3 separate regions of the Homo sapiens genome follow, and regions 1 and 3 are each linked to region 2. The links are chromatin loops, found by intact Hi-C in ENCODE. Cell type or tissue: breast epithelium. All regions are shown on one strand.

Evidence for each region. A loop is a pair of places that touch in the nucleus more often than their neighbours do. Peaks named below come from ENCODE experiments on the same cell type or tissue, not always from the same donor. Only the 100,000 strongest peaks of a DNase experiment are listed, where the experiment ranks them.
Region 1: it touches region 2 in a loop (19-fold over the local background); 2 of 110 quality-filtered maps call a loop at or near these places.
Region 3: it touches region 2 in a loop (15-fold over the local background); 21 of 110 quality-filtered maps call a loop at or near these places.

Annotation. Positions count from the first base shown.
Region 1 is chr5:140,709,696-140,712,195 of GRCh38, reverse strand. It overlaps LOC105378198 (a long non-coding RNA gene), which reads right to left and starts at 920. Exons shown (of 4, transcript XR_001742904.2): 1 at 654-920. It also overlaps VTRNA1-1. RefSeq lists enhancers at 1,267-1,316, 458-1,657. In breast epithelium, no CTCF peak of the experiment used is centred here; DNase peaks (open chromatin) are centred at 965 and 1,710; H3K4me3 peaks cover 1,501 bases; H3K27ac peaks cover 1,769 bases.
Region 2 is chr5:141,511,041-141,513,540 of GRCh38, reverse strand. PCDHGA1 (protocadherin gamma subfamily A, 1) reads right to left here. Exons shown (of 4, transcript NM_018912.3): 4 at 566-2,500. The coding sequence ends at 2,368. PCDHGA2 (protocadherin gamma subfamily A, 2) reads right to left here. Exons shown (of 4, transcript NM_018915.4): 4 at 566-2,500. The coding sequence ends at 2,368. PCDHGA3 (protocadherin gamma subfamily A, 3) reads right to left here. Exons shown (of 4, transcript NM_018916.4): 4 at 566-2,500. The coding sequence ends at 2,368. It overlaps PCDHGB1 (protocadherin gamma subfamily B, 1), which reads right to left. Exons shown (of 4, transcript NM_018922.3): 4 at 566-2,500. The coding sequence ends at 2,368. It also overlaps PCDHGA4, PCDHGB2, PCDHGA5, PCDHGB3, PCDHGA6 and PCDHGA7, and 13 more genes. Among named protein-coding and RNA genes, the nearest start is that of PCDHGC5, 23 kb to the right of the region's middle. RefSeq lists enhancers at 1-7, 2,246-2,355. In breast epithelium, a CTCF peak has its summit at 1,022 (motif pointing right); DNase peaks (open chromatin) are centred at 259, 768 and 1,020; H3K4me3 peaks cover 1,130 bases; H3K27ac peaks cover 2,247 bases.
Region 3 is chr5:141,445,608-141,448,107 of GRCh38, reverse strand. The region is part of intron 1 of PCDHGA1 (protocadherin gamma subfamily A, 1); the gene reads right to left. All of the region lies in intron 1 of PCDHGA2 (protocadherin gamma subfamily A, 2), which reads right to left. All of the region lies in intron 1 of PCDHGA3 (protocadherin gamma subfamily A, 3), which reads right to left. The region is part of intron 1 of PCDHGB1 (protocadherin gamma subfamily B, 1); the gene reads right to left. It also overlaps PCDHGA4, PCDHGB2, PCDHGA5, PCDHGB3, PCDHGA6 and PCDHGA7, and 10 more genes. Among named protein-coding and RNA genes, the nearest start is that of PCDHGA12, 16 kb to the right of the region's middle. In breast epithelium, no CTCF peak of the experiment used is centred here; no DNase peak of the experiment used is centred here.

The sequences.
Region 1 (2,500 bases), 800 kb after region 2:
AAACCAGAAAACTGAAACACAGTACTTCAACCTAAATTAGATAACCTTAAGCAATCATTTGGTAACATGAAAAAAATGCCATGAATCAGAAAAATAACTCAGAACAGAAATGGACAAAGAACAAAATAAGCAGTTTGTAAAAAAGCAGGAGATATGGAAGAAAAAAAATCTCTGAAAAGAAAACTAAATCATAAGGAAAGCTTTTCCAAAGAGGAAAAACTTTTACTTAAAATATAATAACTGGTATTGAGGAAAGGCATTAAAACAGCCAATAAAATAAAAATAAAATCAAGAAAGCAATTCAAAGGATCAGAGAGAAAGTGGTATAGAGGCAAAGATCCAACATACATTGCAGTCCCTGAAGAAGAATAAAATAATGGAACCGATGTAATCTTCAAAACTATAATAAAAAAAAATTGGGTCTACATATCGAAAGGAAACCTAGGAAAACTTATATGGAATGATCAAGTCTAAGGTATATCTTAGAACATCCATTAGATTTGAAAGAAAAAAATCCTGTGGGCCTCAGTAAAAAAGGGCGAGAAGATACAAGTATACAGGCAACTGTTAGAACAAACACATGAACATACTAAACATTGAAAAAACTTTAAAAGTTGAGTTTGGTTGTTCTTGGTTTTTAAGCATTTCCTTACTTTCTAGCTCTATGAGATGCTCCACGTCCATTTCTATATTTCCTGCCCAGTACTAAAATCAGCCATTTCTCCGAGGAGCCCTGATTCCTTTTACCATGGAAAGGGAGCTGAACTTCAGCAGTGAAAAGGACTGGAGAGCTCCCGCGGGTCTCGAACCGCCCAGAGAGGTAAAAGGACTGGAGAGCGCCCGCGGGTCTCGAACAACCCAGACAGGTTGCTTGTTTCAATTAAAGAACTGTCGAAGTAACCGCTGAGCTAAAGCCAGCCCGGAGGTTGCTTTCGGATTATATTTTATTGACTGGTGAGAAAGACCTACGTCACAAAGAGTGAGTCAAAAAGAGAGTGCTTCAGCATGACTCAGCGACCAGGACTGTCCAACACGCCCCCGACCTCCAGACAATTGAGGAGTTGTCCATCTGGGGACACACAGCAGTGACAAGGACGTAGCCTTTCCTAATCCCTGAAGAGCTCTTCCGCAGGTGTGTCCCCGGTTTACTGTCTCCTTCTCAGCAGTCACCTGGTCCACAACTCTCGAAACGCCCCCACCTCCTTCGCTTCCAGACTCTGCGCTCCCAAAACAACCACACAGGGTCACTTCGTGATCAAATCGACTTTTACAACTAGTGCTTGGGCCAGGGGAGTGGAGTCTTTACAAGGTGTAAATTGTATTTCAGACCTTATCTTAGAACTTCGCTGCTAAACTAGATAAACATTCCAACCCCCGCCCAGTGAAACTTCCTGTTACTCTTTTTAATTTTTTTAGAAACAGAATCTCCCTCTGTCACCCAGGCCGCAGTGCACTGGCTCCATCTAGGCTCAACCAATACGCCCCTCTTAGCCTCGCGAGTAGCTAGGACTACAGGCACAGGCCACTATGCCCAACTAATTTTTTTTTTGAGACGGAGTCGCTCTGTTGCCCAGGCTGGAGTGCAGTGGCACGATCTCGGCTCACTGCAACCTCCGCTTCCCGGGTTCCAGCGATTTCTGGCTAATTTTTGTATTTTTAATAGAGACAGGGTTTCACCATGCTGGCCAGGCTGGTCTCAAACTCCTGACCTCAAGTGACGCGCCCGCCTCGGCCTCCCAAAGTGCTAGGATTACAGGCGTGAGCTTTTTTTTCTGGCTTTTTTTTTCTTTTCTTTCCTCTTTTTTTTTTTGAGACGGAGTCTTGCTCTGTCGCCAGGCTGGAGAGCAGCGGCAGGATCTCGGCTCACTGCAACCTCCGCCTCCCGGGTTCAAGCGATTTTCCTGCTTCAGCCTCCCGAGTAGCTGGTACTACAGGCGCACGCCACCACGCCCAGCTAATTTTTGTATGTTTAGTAGAGATGGGGTTTCACCATGTTGGCCAGGATACTCTCGGTCTCTTGACCTCATGACCCACCTGCCTCAGTCTCCCAAAGTATTGGGATTACAGGCGTGAGCCACCGCACCTGGCCAAATTTTTTTTCCTTTTTCTTTTTCTTTTTTGAGACGGAGTCTCCACTCTGTTGCCCAGGCTGGATTGCAGTGGCACTACCTCCGCTCACTGCAGCCTCCACCTCCCGGGTTCAGGCGATTCTCGTGTCTCAGCCTCCCAAGTAGCTGGGACTACAGGCATGCGCCACCACACCCAGCTACTTTTTATATTTTTTAGTAGAGAAGAGCTTTCACCAAGTTGGCCAGGCTGGTCGCGAACTCCTGACCTCAAGTGATCCGCTGCCCTCAGCCTCTCAAAGGGCGGGGATTACAGGTGTGAGCCACCGAGCCGGGCCTTTTTTATTTTTTATTTTCTGTAGACAGGATCTTGCTATGCTGCTCAGTTGACCTGTAACTGCCCTCAAGAGATCCTTCCGCCTTGGCCACCCAAA
Region 2 (2,500 bases):
CCTCCCGCATTCCCTCCCACTCCCGCGGCTTTCCCAAAACCCCTAGGCAGCGGGGGTGGGGGTGCGGGGGCAAAGGAGAGTCTACCCTCCTCCCGTGAAGCCCTCCGGGGCGCTTCGGGTAGGCAATTTTAGTCAGGAAGGGGCGGGAACTAACGAAACGTCCTCTCCCCTCTACCCAAGGCGTTTGCCCGGCGCCAACCCGCCCCCGCCCGCGCCGGGGTCTCCTCTTCTGCCTGGAGACAGCCGCAAGCTTAGACTGCACACTCCACTGCACACTGACACGCCGCACTCAGATCCCCACCCCCACAGCGGACCGATCACACAATGGCACACGGTACACAGATCCATAGGCACACAATCGCACACTGTCTCATAGGCACAACGGCATTGCAAGCATACACAACCATATTGCACAGTCACACACACACACGCAATTCGGAAACATCTAGACGCGCAATGACACAAAGTGGCCTCCCGATTCCGCCCTTCTTCCAGCACCCACCTCAGCTCATCACTTCATGCACACATGCCAGGAGCTTCCATCGCTTATACAGAAACGTTCAGCTTTTCAGAAGAAACGTTTTATTATTTTTTTGTCGAAGAAAAAAAGCCATATAAATATTAGAGTATAAAACTTGCGTGAGACACAGGAAGAGGGTGGGGTGGGAGCTACGTGACTATGCGAAGAGAAGCGCTTATAGGAGAAGTCAGTACGGGGGAGGGGGTCGCCTTAGCGCGTGGACACAGCACAAAACACAACACGGGCCGCCGCGGGCAGATCAAGGACAGACGGCTGCGCGGAGCCCGCCGCCCGCTGCCCACCCGCCATCACGTAAAAGCACACCGCACTACACTACTGGCTATTCTACACCAGCCGAAAGAGGGAGGGGGCGCTACACTACTGTAAGGGCAGGTCTGGGGTTCTCTGGCAGCCCCGCTGGATGGCCGGGGACCCAGGGGCAGAAGGGGGTGGGAGAAGAAGGTCTATGCACAAGGAGGCACTGGGGAACTTTAACCAGGCTATGGCCACTAGGGGGCGCACTGGGGACCTGGGCAGTGGCCTTCACGGAAGAGAAACGGCACCTGGCAAGGTGAAGGACTGAGGCTTCAGGAGGGCAGGGGCCCTGTTGAAGAAGCCCCATCCTGGGCTGAGACTTTCTGTTCATTTGGTCCCTGCCCTAGCTCCCTGCCTCCCCAACCCAGGGACTAAGAATGGCCTGGCTGGCCCACCCTTCCTGCTGGGGCTCCGCTGACCCTTCCACCAGTGGCACCTCTGGAGTACCCAGCACCCACAGAGGCCCCTCTGACCTCTCAAGGGGACCTGGTCCTAAACCTGCTTCGAGCTTCCTTGGACTGAAATGCCAGTTTAATCCATTGGTCCTGTTAGCTCAGCCCAAAGCTGGCTGCCTGGGCTGAGCCCTATTATGTAGTGGGAAGGGTCCAGCCTAGTTATTGGTTTATGGCTGGAATCTGGAGGATGTTGTCAGTCCCCTGAGGACATACAGAGCCTCCTCCAAGGCCTTGATAACTTGATGTGTCAAGCTTTGTCCATGCCCCCACCATCCACATCCACACACTTCCCTTCCTTATCTTACCACCCCATACTGTCTTGGAACATGCAGTGGAGTCTCTTGTTTGAGGAGGAGGTGGGGGAAGTCAAGGCATGCAGTGGAAACGTCAAACAATGAAAAACAAAACAGAAGACTGGTCCCCAGGGCGTTGGGAAGAGGCTTGGTAGCAAAATGCCCTCCCTAAATCCAGCAAGCATCAGTACCATGGGGATGGTGATCATGTCCTCCAAAACTTGAGCATTGATCTTGGGCTCTGGAAGGAGGTGAAGGGGCTGGCACCAAACCATGCTTTGGGGGAAGATTGAGAATCAAAGGAGAGGCCAAGAGGTCATGATGCCCTTCCAACTTTTCAGAACTAGGAGGCTTGTAGGTTACTTGGTACTTCAACACCCCAACCACCTTACTCGGGAAAGAGGAACTGTTGGAGTGGGGTGGGGAGGAGGGAGGCATGGGATGGATGGGCCTGATTGATTTGGAAGATGGAGGAGTTCAGCTGTAACTAAACGGGGTGTGGCAAATGGTTCTTGGTGTCTACAGTAACCCCACTACCCCCATGGGTACAGCAGTTGATTGGATGGGGGTTCCCAGCGGAACTGCTTTTGCATATTCAACCCCCTGGGGGGGAAGGGGTAGGTGCTGACTGGGCACTTGTTTCTGTTTCCCAAGGGGAGCATGGCCTTGGCCCCTACCAGTATTCTGGGGGTTAGCCCTGAAACTCTGAGGCCTGGGTGCAGGTAAGGAGAAGCTGGGCTGGTTGGGGAGAGGCCGCCCTGTGGCTCTTGGCCTGGCCTCCATGTTACTTCTTCTCCTTCTTGCCCGACTTCTTCTTGTTGCCATTGCCACCTGCTGGGGCCTTGCCATCCCGCTTGCCAGCTGCGTTGGTCAGTGTGGCATTGCTGCCTGGGATGTAGACATTCTGGCGGTAGTCG
Region 3 (2,500 bases), 65 kb after region 2:
TTCTTTTAATTTTTTTTTTTTAAGATGGCATTTCGTTCATGTTGCCCAGGCTGGAGAGCAATGGCATGATCTTGGCTCACTGCAACCTCCACCTCCTGGGTTCAAGCGATTCTCATGCCTCAGCCTCCCGAGTAGCTGGGATTATAGGTGTCCGCCACCATGCCCAGCTAATTTTTGTATTTTTAGTGGAGACAGAGTTTCACCATGTTGGCCAGGCTGGTCTCGAACTCCTGACCTCAGATGATTCACCCACCTCGGCCTCCCAAAGCACTGGGATTACAGGCGTGAGCCACCACGCCCAGCCAATTTTATTTTCTTAAATTTATTTTCAATTAAAGTATAATTTATATACAGTCACATGCAAGACTCTTAAGTTCAATGAGTTTTGGAAAATGTGTACATCCTTATAACCCATCCCTCTATCAAGATATGGAACAGTTCTAACTTCCTGGGGGGGAAAATTCTACCATCATTCATACTGTTGGTTTCAACTTTAAAATGCTAAGGACTCTATAGGATGTTTAAGGTATGTGTGGACATAGAATCCTCCAAGTGTACTCATAACATTAAAACCCAACAATTTTGTTATGATTGTTATGCATCTTTTATCCTAAACATTCCTTCTATGCAGTTTTACAGATGGTGAAGAAAAACTGAGGTTAAAAATTTCCTCCGGGTGCGGTGGCTCACGCCTGTAATCCCAGCACTTTGGGAGGCCGAGGTGGGCAGATCACCAGGGTCAGGAGTTTGAGACCAGCCTGACCAATATGATGAAACCCGTCTCTACTAAAAATACAAAAATTAGCCGGGTGTGGTGGCATGTGCCTGTAGTCCCAGCTACTTGGGAGGCTGAGACAGAAGAATCACTTGAACCCGGGAGGCGGAGGTTGCAGTGAGCCGAGATCAAGCCATTGCACTCCAGCCTGCGCGACAAGAGCAAGACCCCGCTTAAACAAAAACAAAAACAAAAAACAAACAAACAAAAAAATCCATGGAGCACATATAATCATGTGAAAGAAAATTAAACAACAAAAATTAAAACAGCCTGACACATTTTAATAGAATTCCAGACACAGAAAAAAAACAAAACAAAACTGAACACTAGGACTAGTCTGAAGAGTGGAGTATGAATTAGACAGCAAATTTCCCTGGGTGCTGGATGTTTCTTACAGTGAAAAAGAGATCAGGAAGATAAATAAAACACAAAAGTAGCTCAGCCATGAACCCCAAAACATACCAGTGTAGAGCTATCAGGAAGCTTATTATGCTCAGCCTTATAAGGATCTACCCATCTGACTAGATGATCACAATGGAAGAACTCAGAGTAAAAGAATGGTAACCGGCTGGGCGCGGTGGCTCACGCCTGTAATCCCCACACTTTGGGAGGCCGAGGCGGGCAGATCAGAGTTCGAGACCAGCCTGGCCAATATGGTGAAATGCTGTCTTGTACTAAAAATACAAAAATTAGCCAGGCGTGGTGGTGCACGCCTGTAGTCCCAGCTACTCAGGAGGCTGAGGCAGAAGAATCACTTGAACCTGGGAGGCAGAGATTGCAGTGAGCAGAGATAGGGCCACTGCACTCCAGCCTGGGTGACAGAGCGAGACTCCATCTCAAAAAAAAAAAAGAATGATGACCATATGTCTAATCACACACTGAATATCTGCACTGTTTCTCAGATCCTTCAAATGAACATGGCTGGAACTCAACTCGATTTCTCTTAAATCTATCATTCTTTAGTCTTCCATTCTCATCAAATGGTAGCTTTGTCCATCCAGTTCCTTAATGTGGAAACCCAGGAATCACTCTTAATCCCTGCTCCCCATTTATCCATTGTATTTATTCAGTTAATAATATTTCACTGAAGATCTACCACTTGCCAGGCAACACAACAATATTTTCAGACACCTAGGAATATAATAATAAACAAAACACCCCCTGCCCTCATGAAATTTATATTCCACCTATTCCATTATTAAGTCTTATTGAACCCATTTCCTAAATATATCTATAATTCATCCATTTATTTCTACATCCACTGCCTCCCCTTTAATCCAAGCCAGCTCTTCTTCCATTTCTTACCAGGAATATTGCCATAGTCTCCTATCTTATCTTCCTATTTCTATTTATAACCCTCATAAATCAATTCTCCATATAGCAGCCAGAGTAAGCTTAATAATTCAAATATCTTGTCACTGCCTTGTTTAAAATATTTTAATAGCTCCTAAGTACAAGGGTATTTAGAACAAAATCCAGAATTTTAAGTGTGATTTACAAGGCTCTCCCTGCCTTATTAGTTTCATCTATTTATTTTCTGTTTCTAGCCTCCCTAGCCCTTTTAAATTGCTTGAGTCACACCTTTTATTTTTTAAAAAGATCTTTACACATGCTATTTCCTCTGCCTGACAATTTCTTTTTTACTTTCCTTGTTACCTAGATAACTTCTACTCATCCTATTAATCTATTCATCTCTCTAAATATCACTTTCCGAAAAAAAGAAAG